Regions from separate parts of the Homo sapiens genome. Here region 1 is linked to region 2. Evidence: read pairs that join two places in POLR2A ChIA-PET (ENCODE). Cell type or tissue: OCI-LY7. All regions are shown on one strand.

What was found. Peaks named below come from ENCODE experiments on the same cell type or tissue, not always from the same donor. Only the 100,000 strongest peaks of a DNase experiment are listed, where the experiment ranks them.
Region 1: POLR2A ChIA-PET joins it to region 2 with 6 read pairs; 3 of 35 experiments call an interaction of 5 or more read pairs at or near these places.

Annotation. Positions count from the first base shown.
Region 1 is chr6:5,705,921-5,713,920 of GRCh38, reverse strand. All of the region lies in intron 6 of FARS2 (phenylalanyl-tRNA synthetase 2, mitochondrial), which reads right to left. Among named protein-coding and RNA genes, the nearest start is that of FARS2-AS1, 250 kb to the right of the region's middle. In OCI-LY7, no CTCF peak of the experiment used is centred here; no DNase peak of the experiment used is centred here.
Region 2 is chr6:5,615,403-5,623,402 of GRCh38, reverse strand. All of the region lies in intron 6 of FARS2 (phenylalanyl-tRNA synthetase 2, mitochondrial), which reads right to left. Among named protein-coding and RNA genes, the nearest start is that of FARS2-AS1, 160 kb to the right of the region's middle. In OCI-LY7, no CTCF peak of the experiment used is centred here; a DNase peak (open chromatin) is centred at 3,952; H3K4me3 peaks cover 607 bases.

The sequences.
Region 1 (8,000 bases), 91 kb before region 2:
TTAAACATATGGACTAAATTTCATGTCTTTGGAGAACACAGTAGAGCAAGACGGCAATATGCTTTTCCACTGTTCTCTGGGGCTGCCACTTGGCTGGGGAGGGGCCGTGTTACACCTGGGCCGAATCATCCTGGGGCTCCTGCTCAAAGCGCCACCCTCCTGTCTGCAACAATGGCCTGTGCAAATATGCAAAAGCCCCTTTGAAAGCTCTGCGGTGCTGCTTAGCGGTGCTCTTTGCACCTTGAGCAATGCTCACTCACATGCAAGACCTGCCCATGGACACACCAGGATTAGCAAAGCAATCCGGAGTCCTGAATTTCTGTGGGTGCCTGCATTTGCTATGCTACAAGAGTAAGAGGTTGTCATTTATAGTGAAAAATAAAGGTGGTGTTAATTAAATTTATTTTCCTAAGCGTCAACGTCTCCAGACCTCTATTCCTTTTGTAAGGTGAGCAGGTCTGTCCTACAAAAGAATGAGCCAGAAATAAACTTCATTTTTCTGTGATAATATCCAGAATTCACACATTTTTAAGCATTTGCCAAAATAAGTAGTGATTTTACAATTGACTTGCATAAGCTCTTTGTATTCCCCTGGTTTGGAAATTGAAATAGAACTGGGTACTGTATTACTTTGCCCAGATACAACATTGACACTGATGTTTTACAACCAAAACGCTACCACCTCTAGGTACATAGTGTAACCTGACATACACTGTGTATAACTTGCCTTCTTCCCTGTCAAATGTATCCATTTCCAGGTCAAGTTAAAGAGAGTAAAAGTTTAAAGACAAAATCACAAATCAGCAGCTCCACCATAATGCCAAATTGCCAGGACCATTAAAGGTTTGTGACTGCACACTGGAGGCAAAGGTCAGGATAAGGTAGGGCACACACTGTACATTGTAACATGGCTCTTTCTCTTACTTCCAGAAAGCTTATCAGATGGAAGGATCACAACGGTGACAGTGAAAGTTCTACAGGTACGCTTTTTGTACACTCCATTTTAGATACAGCTAGGTGTGTCTACTGTGTGAGCTCCAGGACTAAGCATTCGTAACAGGTTCCTCTGTGCATGCCTGACTGTGTCTGTGTGACCACAGCAGCTACAGAGCAGTGATTTGGCAGTGTGAGTGCAGGAGCTCCCTAGGCCAAGCTGTTCAGGATTACAAAGCAAGGACGGCAAGGACTGGGACAGGTGGGGAGGGAGCTGGAAGACAGGCAGGTGCTGCAGCAGAAAGGCTGCAGGCTTTATGATCAGACGTGCCTTAGCTGGAAGCTTGGCTCTGCCGCTTTCCAGCTTTGTAAGTAGGGGAGTGAATTCGCTTCTCCTAGCCCTGTGTGTCTCACATGAGAAACAGGAACTGTCTACATTTCCGAGTTGCTGAGGAGATGGAAAGTGAACAGCAGGTGAACAGTAGGGGAAACGGTGGTTCTAAAAGGTGGGTGCAGAAGCCATGGAGGTCCATGCCAGGTACCCAGACCTACCCACTCCCTCATGGACACTTGCCACTCGCAAGAGACTGGGAGGCCTGGAAACCAGAAGGGTCCTGGACAGGCTGACTGCTTATCTCAAGGGATAGCTCAAGCTGAAGGCACTGAGTGGCCTGATTTATTTTTGTAATGAAGTAACTCAGGTTTTTCAATCTAAATTCATTATGTTACTCTATGGAGCCACTAACATCACTTGTGATATTAGGAAGGGCTGTCATAGTGAGGATGGAAAGGAGAAGGAGGTAAAGAATAAGGGGGAGGTAGCTACTTCAGCTGTGCTGTGTATTTTGTTTCATCTTGGTATTTTTTTAATATTTAAAATAATCTGGTAAAGTGAACGCTTTAAAAAATATTTATTGCCTTTGTTTTAATTATGTAATTAAGTTTATATAATTACTTTTTAATAAACTTTTTATTTTAGAAGCTTTAGATTTACAGAAAAATTGGAAAGATACTGCAGAGTCCCCATATTTCCCCCACTGAGGTTCCCCTGATATTAACATCACACATTAGCCTGGTACACGAGTATGTTAGTCAGAAGGAGTGAACCAACGTCACTACATTATTTTCACCAGCATCCACGCTTTATTCAGATTCCCTCACTTTTCCCCTGCTGTCCTCTTCCTGTCCAGGATCCCACACTGCATTTAGTTGTCATGCCTCCTCAGGCTCTCTTGGCTGTGACACCTTCTCAGACTTCCCTTGGTTTGGGTGGCATTGACTATTTTGAGGAGCATTGGTCAGGAATGTTGCATAATGGCCCTCTATTGACATGTGTCTTATTTTTTCCCCTTGTGATTAGACCGGGGTTATGGGATTCTTTTTTGTGGAAGATCGCAGAGGTTGAGTACCATTCTCATCACACCAGAGCTAGGGGACATACTGTCAGCCTGGCTTCACTCTTGACGTTGGCCTTGGTCACGTGGTGGAAGCAGTGGTCGTCAGCTTCCTCCACTGTGAAGTTACTTTCTTTCCTCCCTTTCCAACCCGTTCTCTCTGGAAGGAAGCCTTTATGTACAGCCCACACTAAAGCGTGGGGAGTTATGTTCCACCTTGTTGGGGGAAGAGTATGAATTACTTGGAATTCCTGTGCATGGGAGATTTCTCTCTTCATTCATTCATTCATTCATTCATTCATCCATCCCGCATTCATTTATATTGGTATAATCGGATGGATTTTTATTTTATACTTTGTGTTATAATCCAGCACTCTATTGTTTATTTTGCTTCTTACGTGTTCCAGTCTGGCTGTTGGAACTCTTTCAGTTGGCTCCTGTTCCCCTTTGACATTCCCCCATTCCCCAATATTGTGGCCTTTTTGGAGCACTTTCTTATTTTCTGGCATTATGAGATATTTGTATTATATTATTACTGCATTAACTATTGGCTTATATATTTCCTGGCCCAGTCCTAGAATCAATCACTTCTCCAAGAAGACTTGTAGACTTGCTTTTTAAGCTGTTAGCAGCTTTCAGTCCAGGGCTGTTTGTTCGCCACCATTGAAGTAATACCCTTCTGAGTATCATACCCAAAGTTCATCCTCCCGCGGCTGCTGGGAGCACAAACTATTCCCTGATGCACATGAGCTCAGAGATTTTTCTGCCTGTCCTTTCTGGAGTTTTTTCCGCAGTTGCCACGTGAGCCCCTATGCTCACCCATATATCGATCAGTGCCCAGCCGAGGACCAGGGGATCCTCTCCGGAAATCCAGAGCCCTCTCTCTGGGCAGCTCTTGCCTGTCTGGCACTCTGCCTTGAGAATTACAGATGCTTCCGCGTCCCAGATTCCTATCTCTGTCTTGTGAATTGAGAGACTCCTGGGCTTTGTGTGGGGTCCCCTCCCCGTGCTGTGGCCTAGGAAGCCCCCCGGGGAAGTGAGCGGGGGAAGCCGCAGGGCTCACCTCCATCGCTGTCCCTCTCAGCGACCACCGTCCTGGACTACTCTATGTCCAATGTCTGAAAACCCTTGTTGCACTTATTTTGCCTAGTTTTTAGTTGTTTAAGATGGGAAGGTAAATCCAGTCCTTGTGACTCTATCTTGGCCTGAGTAGAACTTCTAATTGACTCCAACATTTACTACACAAAGGGTCCCATTTAGCAATGAGACTGACTTTCCTGGGATGCTAAGTAGTCTCATCACAGTCAGTGACCCACAGTGAATCTCCTGACCAAGGGAGGGATGTGGCTTGGACCATGCTGCGTTGTACAGCGGCGCTCATCTGTCTCTATCACATATGAGGTTGCTGGTGGTGCAAAATGGGAATGCATTAGACTGAGAGGCTCTGAAAGCCAAAGGCCTTCCTACTTGCTCTCCAGGACCATCAGAAGGTGGCTGCAGGGAGGGCTGCTGGGCAGGCCCAACCACTCATCTCAGGAGACAAGGGTCTGCGTTGGCCAGCAGCCACCACGGGTTTTAAATGAAAATGGCCCATAGAAATGATATGCGTGGCAGCACAAGTAGCCTCAAGAGCCCAGGAGAACGATTAGTTTCACAGGAGATCCCCCTCATCCTGGGCAAGCTAAGAAGTGCAGGTTAATATGAGCACTCACCAAGAGCTTGAAAACCCACTTGGCTAACAAGGGTGGAAGGTGGAGAATAGGGCTGGGAATGCCCCCGGGCCTCTGCTCAGTATCTTTCCTTCAGCTCCACTACATCAGAATCTCACACACACACACGCGCGCGCGCACACACACACACACAACCCCACCCCCCCCAACATGCACGTGCATGCGCACACACACACACACACACACACACACCCTCTTGGAACATCAACAGGGGACCATAATTTTCTTCTTGGTCTCAATGTCATTGTCTTCCGATCTTAAGAAACTTTCCTTCTAAAACAGTGAGGTAGGCTTTAAAGATGTGCAAACCATTTTTTTTTTAAATCCAGGAACCTTACACTAAAGGAAAGAATACTTTCCAAAGGTGAGTGCAAAGAAAATTTTCTTCAAGCAGCTCACTGTGTACATCAGAGTTCCTCCAACTGGCAGATTTACCTGTAGTTTGCAGTAAGAACCACAAAGCCATCACCAAGTGAGTTAATGAGACCACATTCTCTGTCCTCCTTCAACCAGCTGTGAGGGCAGGTGCAGCTGGGATGGAAAAGGTGCCAAGGAGAGGCACTGCCCTCCTCTGCTCGGGCCCACCTGCCAGGCCTCCACTGTCCTGAGGGTAAGGTCCAGTCTCAGCATCTATGGCCTCAACCCCACCTTCAGTCTCATTCCACACCTCCCACCAACCACACCTTCTGGCCCACCCAAAGCAACAAAGCCCTTCGAGAAATGAAAATGTTTCTCCTCATTAAAAAAGACTTCTAATTAGCGAAGCAACCATAAATGACCGTGGAACTCCTTGTTTCAGACATGGAGCTTCTTCAAGACCTGTTTACTGTTGTTCACGACAAGGGAGGAAGTGTCCCATTAAGACAGATGAGGGCCAGCAACCCTGGCTTTAGAGTTAATTAATATATTCATCTTTAAGAAGGGAAAGGGTCTCTGATTTGGGAAGCTGAGGCAGGATGATCACTTGAGGCTAGGATTTCAAGACCAGCCTGGGCAACATAGTGAGGTCCCGTCTCTACAAAAAATAATTTAAAAATTAGCTGGGTGTGGTGGTGTATGCCTGTAGTCCCAGCTACTCAGGAGGCTGAGGTGGGAGGATGGCTTGAGCCCAGGAGGTCACAGCTACAGTGAGCTATGATAGTGCCACTGTACTCCAGCCTGGGCAAAAGAGCAAAACCCTGTCTCTAAAAACCATAAAGTGAGGGAAGGGTGTGTGGGGGTGTAGAAGGATTTGGGGGGATTGTCATGAGCTCAGCTTCAGCAGGAAGCCTGCTTTGAGTGGTTTGACCAGAGGCTTTACACTTGGTTGCCACTTACAGATCTCTGCTGGATGAAACTGAAGTAGTTTCCATGACTGAGCCCCCTTTTCACCTGATTCCCTTCAGGACACCTGCCTGGGGCCATAGCTGTGGACTCCCACAGCCTAGGGGACCACAGGACAAACTGGAGCTCACTGATCATGTAGGACTTCCTGAGTAATGTGTGAGCTGGCCAGTGACAGGTCCCCTTGGATCTCACATCCTGATAAGAGAGTGAAATGATGCTAAAACAAAGAAAAAAGAAAAATCCATCCAATGCAAGATTTAGGTTCAACCCATAAGGAAATCCCATCTCCCGGGCAAATCTAAGGAATGAAAATTTCTCACAAAATTAAGGGGCTATTTTCTACAATAACTGATCATTACCTCCAGGGCAATGTTGTACAAAGCTCTGCTACCCGGCCCTTCTACCACCCAGACAGTTCACTGTTCTACAACCACACCATGACTTTGAGGCCCACATGTTTTCATCCTACCCACAGTAGCCCCCTCTGACCTGTTCCACCTGGGGGAATTCTTGCTTATTCTCCAAGGTTCAATTCCAATGGCACCTTCCCTGTGAGGCAGTCCCTAAGATTCCATGATATTTGCCACAGCCATAAGGAATTAGTAGCCAAGCCTTTCTTCCCCGGGCTCCCACGGCGGCACCCCGCTGCTTGTTCAACTCCGGCCTTCTGTTTTGGACTGTGAGGCCCCGATGGCAGGGCCTGAGATTCATCCTGTCTGGGGCCCCGAGGCTACCCAGGGACAAGATGGGGCTCTGTGAGATGTGCGCCGGGGATGGACACGTGGACGGAAGGACGTGGCTGCTCCACACTGGCAGTGTAGGGCTTCAGGATTTTCAAAGTAGACTGGCATGTGTGCTCAGATTTGCCCTTCCCCTCCTGGGGAGGCAGAAAAGGTATTATTCATGCTCCACTCACAAGGATACTAGTGTTGGAAAATGTGAAATGAGAGGGAGCCTGATGCTGCCCGGAGTCCTAAACTAGACCCATACAGACTTGAGCTCTAGTTTTGGCTTTCCTCCAGAGTATTCTGGGTGACTGTGAGCAAGTCTGTGGGCCTGGGCTGTAAGGAATTATCTACAATATCTCTGATCCAGTTGCAACCGTCTACGCCTCCCCTTAGGCCACGTGTTCCTAAGTGGGGAAGCCTGAACTAGCACCAAGGTTTTCAGATGCTTAGCGGCTTGTGAAAGGCCCTGGTACCACTTTATTCTCAGGTGCTGAATCTGTTTTTCAAATCCATGTAATATTGGAATAATGGTTGGTCCTCAACTGGTAACGAGGAGTCGTTTTTATGAGTGAAACCCTCATTGCCAGCTCGGCTTGGGGTAGGTCCATGCTGCTAACTCCAGACAGGGATCAACAGGAAACTGCACAGACACATTCATTCCTTTCGGCAAATATGGCAACAAGATGATGATATCCAACAGGTCTCTAATAAAAGAATGCAGGAAAAGCACATATGGAAGAATAGAAGTGAGTGAGAGCAAGCAAGTGCTTACAGGTTCTGTGCTGATCGTGCCTCTGCTAAAACAAAAACAAAACATTTTGGTTCATCAAGGCGCGCTGGAGAAAGCTGAGCTGCTGCTGCTCAGACTCTATCACAGCTCCGCTGACTGTGACATGGAAACAACAGGAGCCCCATCAACGGATGGAAAGCTCGAAATTTCTCAGACCACATCAAAGTCTCACAAAGCCTTGTCTGAATGCTGTTCTGAGTGTTTCATTCAGCAATATTTGGCAAATCTCAAGGCTGGAGATGTAGCAATAGGATTAACAGAAGGAGGAGTTGCTGAATGCATTTCTCAGTCCATACACAAGGAGCAACAACACAGAAAGTTAAAACATGGCCAGTGATTCGCAGCTGGCTTGCTTGGGGTAGCAGCTGAAGGCCTCCTTCAAAAGCTAAATATGGTCTTCCTTGTAGGAAACCCAACAGTCGATGTAGCCACGAGTTTAAAAGAACCTCCCTGGGCTACTGTCAGGACTCCCAGGCAGGGTAAGTAGCACCTACCAGCCAGGCCCTGTGAGCCTCCAGTCCATAAGAAGTCAGCAATGCTGCCATGGAATGGGAAGGGGCCCTAGAGTAATGGGGACAGCACTGGCCAACTTTAAGATTAGAACTACTGACCACGAGCATACTATGTGGGAGAATCATGATGGTGATCAAGACTCAGCCCCTGCCCTCAGAGAGCTGTCGTCTAACACAGGAGTCCCCCACCCCCGGGCTGTGGACCAGTACCCGTTTGTGTCCGGCTAGGAAGCAGGCTGCGTGGCAGGAAGTGAGGGTTGGGTGAGTGAGCATAACCACCTGAGTTCTGCCTGTTGTCACATCAGCGGCAGTATTAGATTCTCATAGGAGTGAGAACCCTATTGTCAACTGCGCAGGCGAGGGATCTAGCTCGTGTGCTCCTTATGAGAATCTGATGCCTGATGATCTGAGGTGGAGCAGTTTCATCCTGAAACCATCCCCACCCACCCCATCCATGGAAAAATGGTCTTCCACAAAACTGGTCCCTGCTGCCAAAAACGTTGGGGACTGCTTCTCTAACAGATGGAGTAAAACAAATACGTCACTGCTGGACACAGAGGACTAAGATAATGATCACCAATGAGGAG
Region 2 (8,000 bases):
TCCTTAAATTGCAGGAATAACATGCATCATTTCCAAATGACAGTTTTATACAAAGTCTCATTCTGTTTCCCTTCATTATCCCAACTTCCCAGTTATATGCATTTGGCTGCCAAGTCCAAGGCTCCCAGTTGTACTGAGGTTATTCTTTATTTTAAAGTACAAGTTAGATTGACTATGACACTGGCTTTTTACTCTAATAGCTAACTCGTTTTTTGGAAACTGTCTTAAATTTTCAAAGCATTTCACATAGATAGTGTCATCTAGTTTTCCTAGCTACCATTTATGGATGACATTACTCCTGGTGGTAGATGAGGAAACTAAGGCTCCAAAAGTCCCAACATCACACATCTAAGGTGTGAAAGTCAGGACTCACCCATGCCTTCCAATTCTAAATTCTGAGCTCTTCCACTAAACTACGTGGACTCTACTTCTCATAAACTATTTCCAGTCATTGAATAACAGTTCCTCTAAGGAAGGAAGAAGCACTAGTTAACCATCCAGCAAGCATTATGTAGTAAGTCTCCCTCCACTGATATAAACATTGCAGGAAGACGAAAATGAGCTATTGTCTTAATCTGTTCCTGCCACTATACAAAGTAGCTTAGATTGAGTAATTAATACACAATAGAAACGCATTTCTCACGGTTCTGGAGGCTGGGAAGTCGAAGATCAAGGTGCCAGCAGATTTGGTGTCTGGTGAAGGCTGTCTCTCTCCACTTCATAGTTGGCTCCTCTTACTCATCCTCACATGGCGGAGGGACAAAGGACAAAAGGGACGAACACTGTGTCCTCCCCAAGGTGGAAGAGATGGAAGGAGCAGGCAGCTCTCTGAAGCCTCTTCTATAAGGGCACGAATCCCATTCATGAGGGCAGAGCCCTCATGACTTAATCATTTCCCAAAGGCCTCGTTTCTTAATACCAACACAATAGAGATTCCTGTTTGACATGAATTTTGGAGGAACACAAACATTCAAACCATAGCACTTACTATGCCACAGGCCTCTAAGGAGTTTCCATCATGTGGAATAGCCTAGAAAAGTTTAAATGCAAATAGAGAATAAAAGCTAAGAATGAGCCAACAATAAGCTGCAGTTACACAGAGTTCTACACATGGAGCTGACCGGTGGCAGGTCGGAGAAAGAGGAAGGCGGTGTAAAAAATCTGATGAGCCCTCCAGGTTGAAATTGCTCTGCCGAGGGCTTCCTGCTCTGGCGAGTAGGGCTGGGCTGTTTTATAAGTGGCCCCTAGTGAGATTGACAATGGATTCTTAACCCAACGGTGGTCCATGTGCAGGTGGCCCAGCACCCCAGGAGGCAGCCTGATGCAAGGGGATCTGCCTGAAAGGCATGATGGTGTTTAGCTCAGTCAGTCAGGCTATTTCCCTCCAGAATTTGCACTGGATAATGAAGCAGACTGGCTAGAAAAGACTGCAGGTAATGTAGAAAGAGAAGAGATGTTAATGTGTGTATGGTGGGGAAGTAGAGGATACAGACTGGCCAGCAGAAGGAAGGACAGAAACAGAGCCAGAGGCACCCAGAGGCTGAGGGTCTCTGGCCCTTAGACCTTCCCTCAGTTCTGAAGAGCTTTCCAGTTTTGATTCAGGTGTATCCTGAGATAAATTCCCTTTGTCTTAAAGTACCCACCATGAGTGGGTCTATCCTGGCAACAGTTTTTGGAAGCTGAGTTTCTATGACAGGTAGTTCACACACATTAACTAGAGTTGGGACTGTGTACATCCCATTCATAAGGGATTAGAAGGGAGACAGACATACACAGCTTGCTATTCGGTTTCCTTGGTAAACTTTCCCAGACTGAAGGCCTCTTTCCTCTGAATCTGCAGCCCTGGATGATGGGTACCTTCCATTTCAAGTCAATCAAAGTTTCCTGAGTGTTAATTACATGCAAGAAACTGGGAAGGCCATTCATTAGGCTTAACCAGCCTTGTTACATCATATTTTTTATTGCTATTTCACTTTTCGCATGTTATTTAGCTCCATAAAAACCGGGATCTTGGCCAGGTGTAGTGGTTCACACCTGTAATCCCAACATTTTAGGAGGCCAAGGAGGGAGGATCCCTTGAGGCCAGGAGTTCAAGATCGGCCTGGGCAACGAAGCAAGACCTCCATCTCTATTAAAAAAAAAAAAAAAGTTAGCCAAGTGTGGTGGCCTATGCCTGTAGTCCTAGCTACTTGGGAGACTAAGGTAGGAAGACCACTTGAGCCTAGGAGTTGCACTCCAGCCTGGGCAACAGAACAAAGCCCTGTCTCAAAACACAAAAACAAACAAACACCCCAGAATCTTGCCTCCATACCCTTATGACCCCACAGCAATTAGCCCAATGTTTTCCACAGCACAAGAACTCAAGAATCAATTGGCAAATGTATTTATGGCACATCTCTTTGCATGAAGTTTAAGGAAGGCTAGAAGTGGTGGTGCCTAAATCAGCAGCTACGTAGTTCAGGTGAAAGAGAAAATAAAGAAGGATGTGTAAGAACAGTAAACCTACTGACATATAGGAGAAGGCCGGAGGCCTGTCCACCTGACCCACGTGGCTAACTAGACCCTGGGCAGCATCTGACTCAAGTGGAGCCCATCCACCAACTGCCTCTGATCTAGCAGGAAAAGTTGAGTTGGGCTAATCCGGTCCCTTTGTTGAGACCATCAGAATAACACAAGGGACTTGAAGTTGGTGCTGATTGCTGGACAGTGAAGGTCATGTGGACTCGGGGCCCAGGTGGGGTATTCTGAACTCTGTATAAGACAAAAAAGAGCAGAAACGACATGGTGGGAAGGTGGGGAGAGACAGAATAAGTGTGAGAAAATGAAATGGAATAGGGAAGTGGTGACACCATGGAAAGAGTGAAGCTCAGACCCTTCAACTGCCTCAGTTCCTGCTCTTTCCAAAGCCTGGTTAATTTGTCCAGCTTGTCCTACATTTGAACAAGTGGGTCTCTCTGTTCCTTGGGACAAGAGCCCCCACTAGAACACCTCCTCCTGTGATGTGTTCTATCCCTTCTCCCCACTGCTCATAACATAAAATGAAGTACAATTTTATGAAACTTTTTTTATAAGAAGCATAAGACATTCTCCATTAAAGAAAATCCCAGTGGTTCTCAAACTGGGGGCAATTTTGCCTACCAAGGGGGCACTGGAGATATTTTTAGTTGTCATGTGTGTGCGTGTATGTGTGTGTCTGTGCGCGTGCACGGTAGGAAGGTTGTTACTGCTATCTAGTGAGTAGAGGCCGGGGATTCTGCTAAACATCGTATAATGCACAGGACAAAGAGTTACCAGGCCCAAAATATCAGTAGTGCAGAGGTTAAAAAACCCTCCCCAAGACCAAGGGATGACAATGCAAAGCATATACCAACTTCTCTATGTAAGGGCCGAAAACTCGTCTGATGCGCACATATGGAAAACAGTCATGATTGGGAAAATGTAAAAGTGTAAGAGCTGTTGTGTTCGGGTGTTGAGATGATGGGTGAATCTCATCTTTTCTATTTTCAAATTTGTATGCATTGGCATTTTTATTGGGTGTAATTTGACAAAGTGAAAATGAATGAACATATGGAAAAAAGAATGAAGAGAGGGAGACAGGAAGGAGAATGCACTGCTCCAGTACTGCAGGAGGAAGAGCTTTGACCAGGTCAACGTCCATGACTCATGCACACTGGGAAGCCAGGCCAGCCACACCGAGAAGGTGCCTCTCATGGTGAAGACCCTCTTGAGAATTCTGTCAGACATGGTCACAAGTGTTCTAGTCTACCCACTTAAGCCAAATTATAAAAAATGGCAAGTGATAGATCACAAAAGGGAATATAACCATGAGGAAGTTCAAGTAGGGATGAAGAGAACTGAGAGGCCCCTTTAGTGACCTGGGGTTGAGGGAGGAGCTCACCTCTAGCATCTCAGCTCTGACTGACAGTGCACAGACTCAGGAAGCCCCATCTGCGACTGTGAGCAGGAAGTGGCAGGCCAGCAGTCCCCGGAACAAGGAGTGAGTCTATGAGCAGAATCGGGTTAGGGGCATCAGTGAATCCACCCTTTCAAACCTGCCCTTGCTGCAGATACCTGGGGCATTTTTCACCACCAAACCCCTCCTTGCAATCAAAGGAAAGGGATGGTAGTAAAAAAAAAATTTTACTCCCCAATTCCCACTCTCAAAAAGGTCTGTCTTAAAGCCAGACCAAATCTGACCTATTAAGGTCTACTTTGTCTTACAGTCCATCTCCACAGTTCATAAATAATCAGCTGGCATCTCCAAATGAAGTGTTGGCAGCTAAAGGCAATGGCTAAGTTCCCCTGGGATACTCTTCACTCTTCCTCATACCCCATTTTGCTAAGAAATATTCTGAGCAACTGGTGTTACAGAATAAAACAAAAAACAACACCATAATTCCTTAAGGTGCATGAACTTGGAGACTGAAGATGATCAATGTATTCATATTACAAATGTGATGGAGGGGATATCAAGTTCATATACTGACATACATGATTGCCTTCTCAAGTCTCCCATTTAGTCAATGCATCATATAGTACCATATTCCAAAGATGTCAAAGGACATGGCAACCTGGTCCCCTTCCCTACAGGTAATCACCATTCTATTTTTTGTTACATTAAGTTTAGAACTACAAGAACTCTTCTGCACGTTAAGTGGCCCATAGATTAAGTGGCAAAGACCCTCTGGGAGAAGGTTCTAAATGACTGGCTGGAACAAAACGCCATTTTCTTCTAACCTGAACATCTATCCTCCTTCAGGGCACAAGCTGTTATTTGTAATCAAGAAAAAATTTCTCCATTTGTCTAATATTATGAAATTAGGCTCTTCTTCGGCAGTTTATGTCTCCCTGAAACATCTTGGGATCTGTTTTTGTTCAGAAAATAACATGCAACGTGTCTAACGACTTTGTCTTTCACTCAGTCCTATCACGTCTCACACTTAAGCATGCTTTGATGTTAGGCAAAGAAAGGGTCGGCGCTCTTTTGCACTATCAGGCTATATTTCATTTATATGTTTATGGAATAAAATAAATCTTGAGGTCAAGGTTCAAGGTCAGGAGACCATTCACTTCCTATCACCTAAGTAGTCAGGGACTTGGTGGGGAGATGGGGAGGATGGGCACAGGGTGCTCAAGGAAGGATGATCTCCCAGTAGAGGGTTTTGGAATTTGGGAGTCAGAGTCTTCAAAAAAAACTTCATGTATCCCCCTCCCCCAAATCAAGGGTTAGCAACCTACAGCCCATGGGCCAAATTCACATTCCACTGTCTGATATTGTAGTCAAAGCTTCATTGGAACACAACCAGGCTCCTTTGTTTATATTTTATCTGTGACTGCTTTTGCACTTGCAGACTTGAGTAGTTACGAGAGAAATCTTATGACCCACAACGTCAAAAATATTCACAATCTGGTCAGCCCTTGCCCTAGATACTTATTGAGGATCACTGCACAGTAAGCCATCATTACTAAATAATGTGTCCTTTTCCTCAGGTATATTTCCCAGTACTGTAATAGCTAGGTTTTGCTTTGGCTGTCAATAATGAGATCTAAAAAATAAGTGGCCTAAACAAGGTATTTCTCTCTCAGCTACAAGTCCAGGGCTGAAGTGACACAGATTCAAGCCCCAGGCTATTTCTTCTATGTTGTTGCTCCACTCCATACAGTCTCCATTGCCAAGTCCGCACCATGGCCCAAAATGGCTGCAAGAATACTAGCCATCACAGTCACAATGAAGTAGCAGGAAGAAAAAAGAATACCCTCAATTCAACTTTTAAAGAAACTTCTGGAAATACCACTAAACACATCTACTTACAAATCATTGGCCAATTTAGAAGTATAGACTTCTAGCTGAGTGGAAAATTGCTGAGCTAAAAAACCAGGTTTTTGTTATTACAACAATGGCATGAGGCAGAAGGACGGGGGCAGGGGGAATTGGATATTGAGAGATAATTAGCAATCTCTGCCACAGGAACCTTACTCCAATCACCAAGCCCCTTATTTCTTAATAAGGGACACATGCCCTTGGCAGCCATGCCCTTTGGCATAGCTCCAAAAAAATAGTCTATAAATATCTGTACAATATGTATTCAAGACATTGTAAGATCAGTGCCAATGAAGAATGTTTTCAAATTTCTAATCAAAAGTACTGTCTCCTTCAGAAGGAACTGAATAAGTTCACCTTTTAGCAGGTCAGTATGGGGTTGTGTGTGTATACCTGCATTAAGAGTATTTCTAATACTCTATTTTTTTTAGAAAAATATTTATTTTTTTCAGTGATTTTTTTTAATGGGGTGTCTGCCTGCCTGATCTGTCCCTGGGTCCACAGGACCCCAACACTACCCTACTCCCACTGCAGTCTTTCCAGTTAGCATGCCCATTCAGCATTCCCCTTGAACACTACCAAATTATCAAAAAGATTCAATGTTTACCCCCTCCTCAAGTGACATCTACCCCCCACATCCAGCACAACAGAAATTTCTCTCAGCTTCCTAGGTTTTTAGCATCTCTCTGTAACCTAGTAGGTTCTGAAAATCTCCAGTGCGAAAGGGTTACTCATCCCACTTTTGACGCTGGCAAGGGTGAAGCTACGGCCATATCAGAAAGTAAGGGACTGTGACCTCAAAAATTAAGAATGAATTCCAAATCCCTGATTCCAGAGTTTTCTGTAGGTTGAGCATCTCTAATCTAAAGATCCAAAATCCAAACTGCTCCAAAATCTGAAGCTTTCTGATTATTCAATATACATAAACTTTATTTTATGCACAAATTTTTAAAAATATTGTATAAAATTACCTTCAGGATACACGTATAAGGTATATATGAAAGAAATTTTGTGTTTAGACTTGGGTCCCATCCCCAAGATATCTCATTACATATATGCAAATATTCCAACATCTGAGAAGATCCAAACTCTGAAACACTTCTGGCCCCAAGCATTTTTTGGATAAGGGATACTCAACTTGTACTAAAAAAGAATGGGAAAAAATTACAAGTCACATGCCTTTGGCATATCAATTAGTACTCAGCAATCAGTCTTGTTCCAATATTTTTCCTTCTCTTCAAATGTAAATAACTAGACTTCTAGTATCAACATGGAAACTCCTGGAAATTTCTTTCTCACATAAAAGTCCAGGGCTGAATTGGCACTCCACAGCATCAGGGATCCAGACTACCCCATACATTCTATTTTCTGTAAAGTTAGGAGACAGATATCATCTGCAAGCTCCAAAATATATTTAAAGGCTGCCAACAGCAGCTGAAATCAAGTAGAAGCCAAATGAGAGGAAGTGAAGAGAAGAAACACACAGAGTGGCACATCTCAGAAAACTCCAGCAAAAACATGGTTTTTTTGTTTGTTTGTTTCGTTGTTTTTTTTTTTTTTTTTTTTTTTTTAAGAGCTATGGGTTACAATCTGAAGTGTAAAGTCTCTATCTCCAAGTGTTGATAATGGAGTAAGCAAAGGTAATTATTCTGTTTCTAACAAGTGTAGATTTGGGGTGGGAGGAAGACCTATACAAGAAAATCGAAGAGATGAGTCATGTTTAAAGAAAGTTGGTTTCTTGGCATTCTAGAAAAATAAAGCCTTAAGAGCATGAAAACAAGCTAGGTTGAATGTCTATCCCAGCCCCTGCCTGCTATGCCAACCCTCAACCTCCCCCTAGTCTTGTGCAAATAGCTGGTCCAGGAAACCCAATGCATTCAAATATGAGCGGCAAAAAAGCGATCATATGCACACCACTGACAGATCAATTAAAAAAGAATTGAGGGAAAAAAGAGGACAATGGCAGAGAAACAGAAAAGTCACAGAAAAATGTTGCCATTGGAGCATACGAAATTTCTGGCTAAATATTTTACAATCAATTTTTAAAATGTAGTGAAGCAATTTCTCTATGAAGGAAGACCAGAAAGCAGAAATAACTCAGAGAAGAGATGGCAAGAAAGCAGGGGGAGCTAAAATGTGAGCTTGCAGAACCCAGAACGGGGAGAAAAGCAAAGTAACT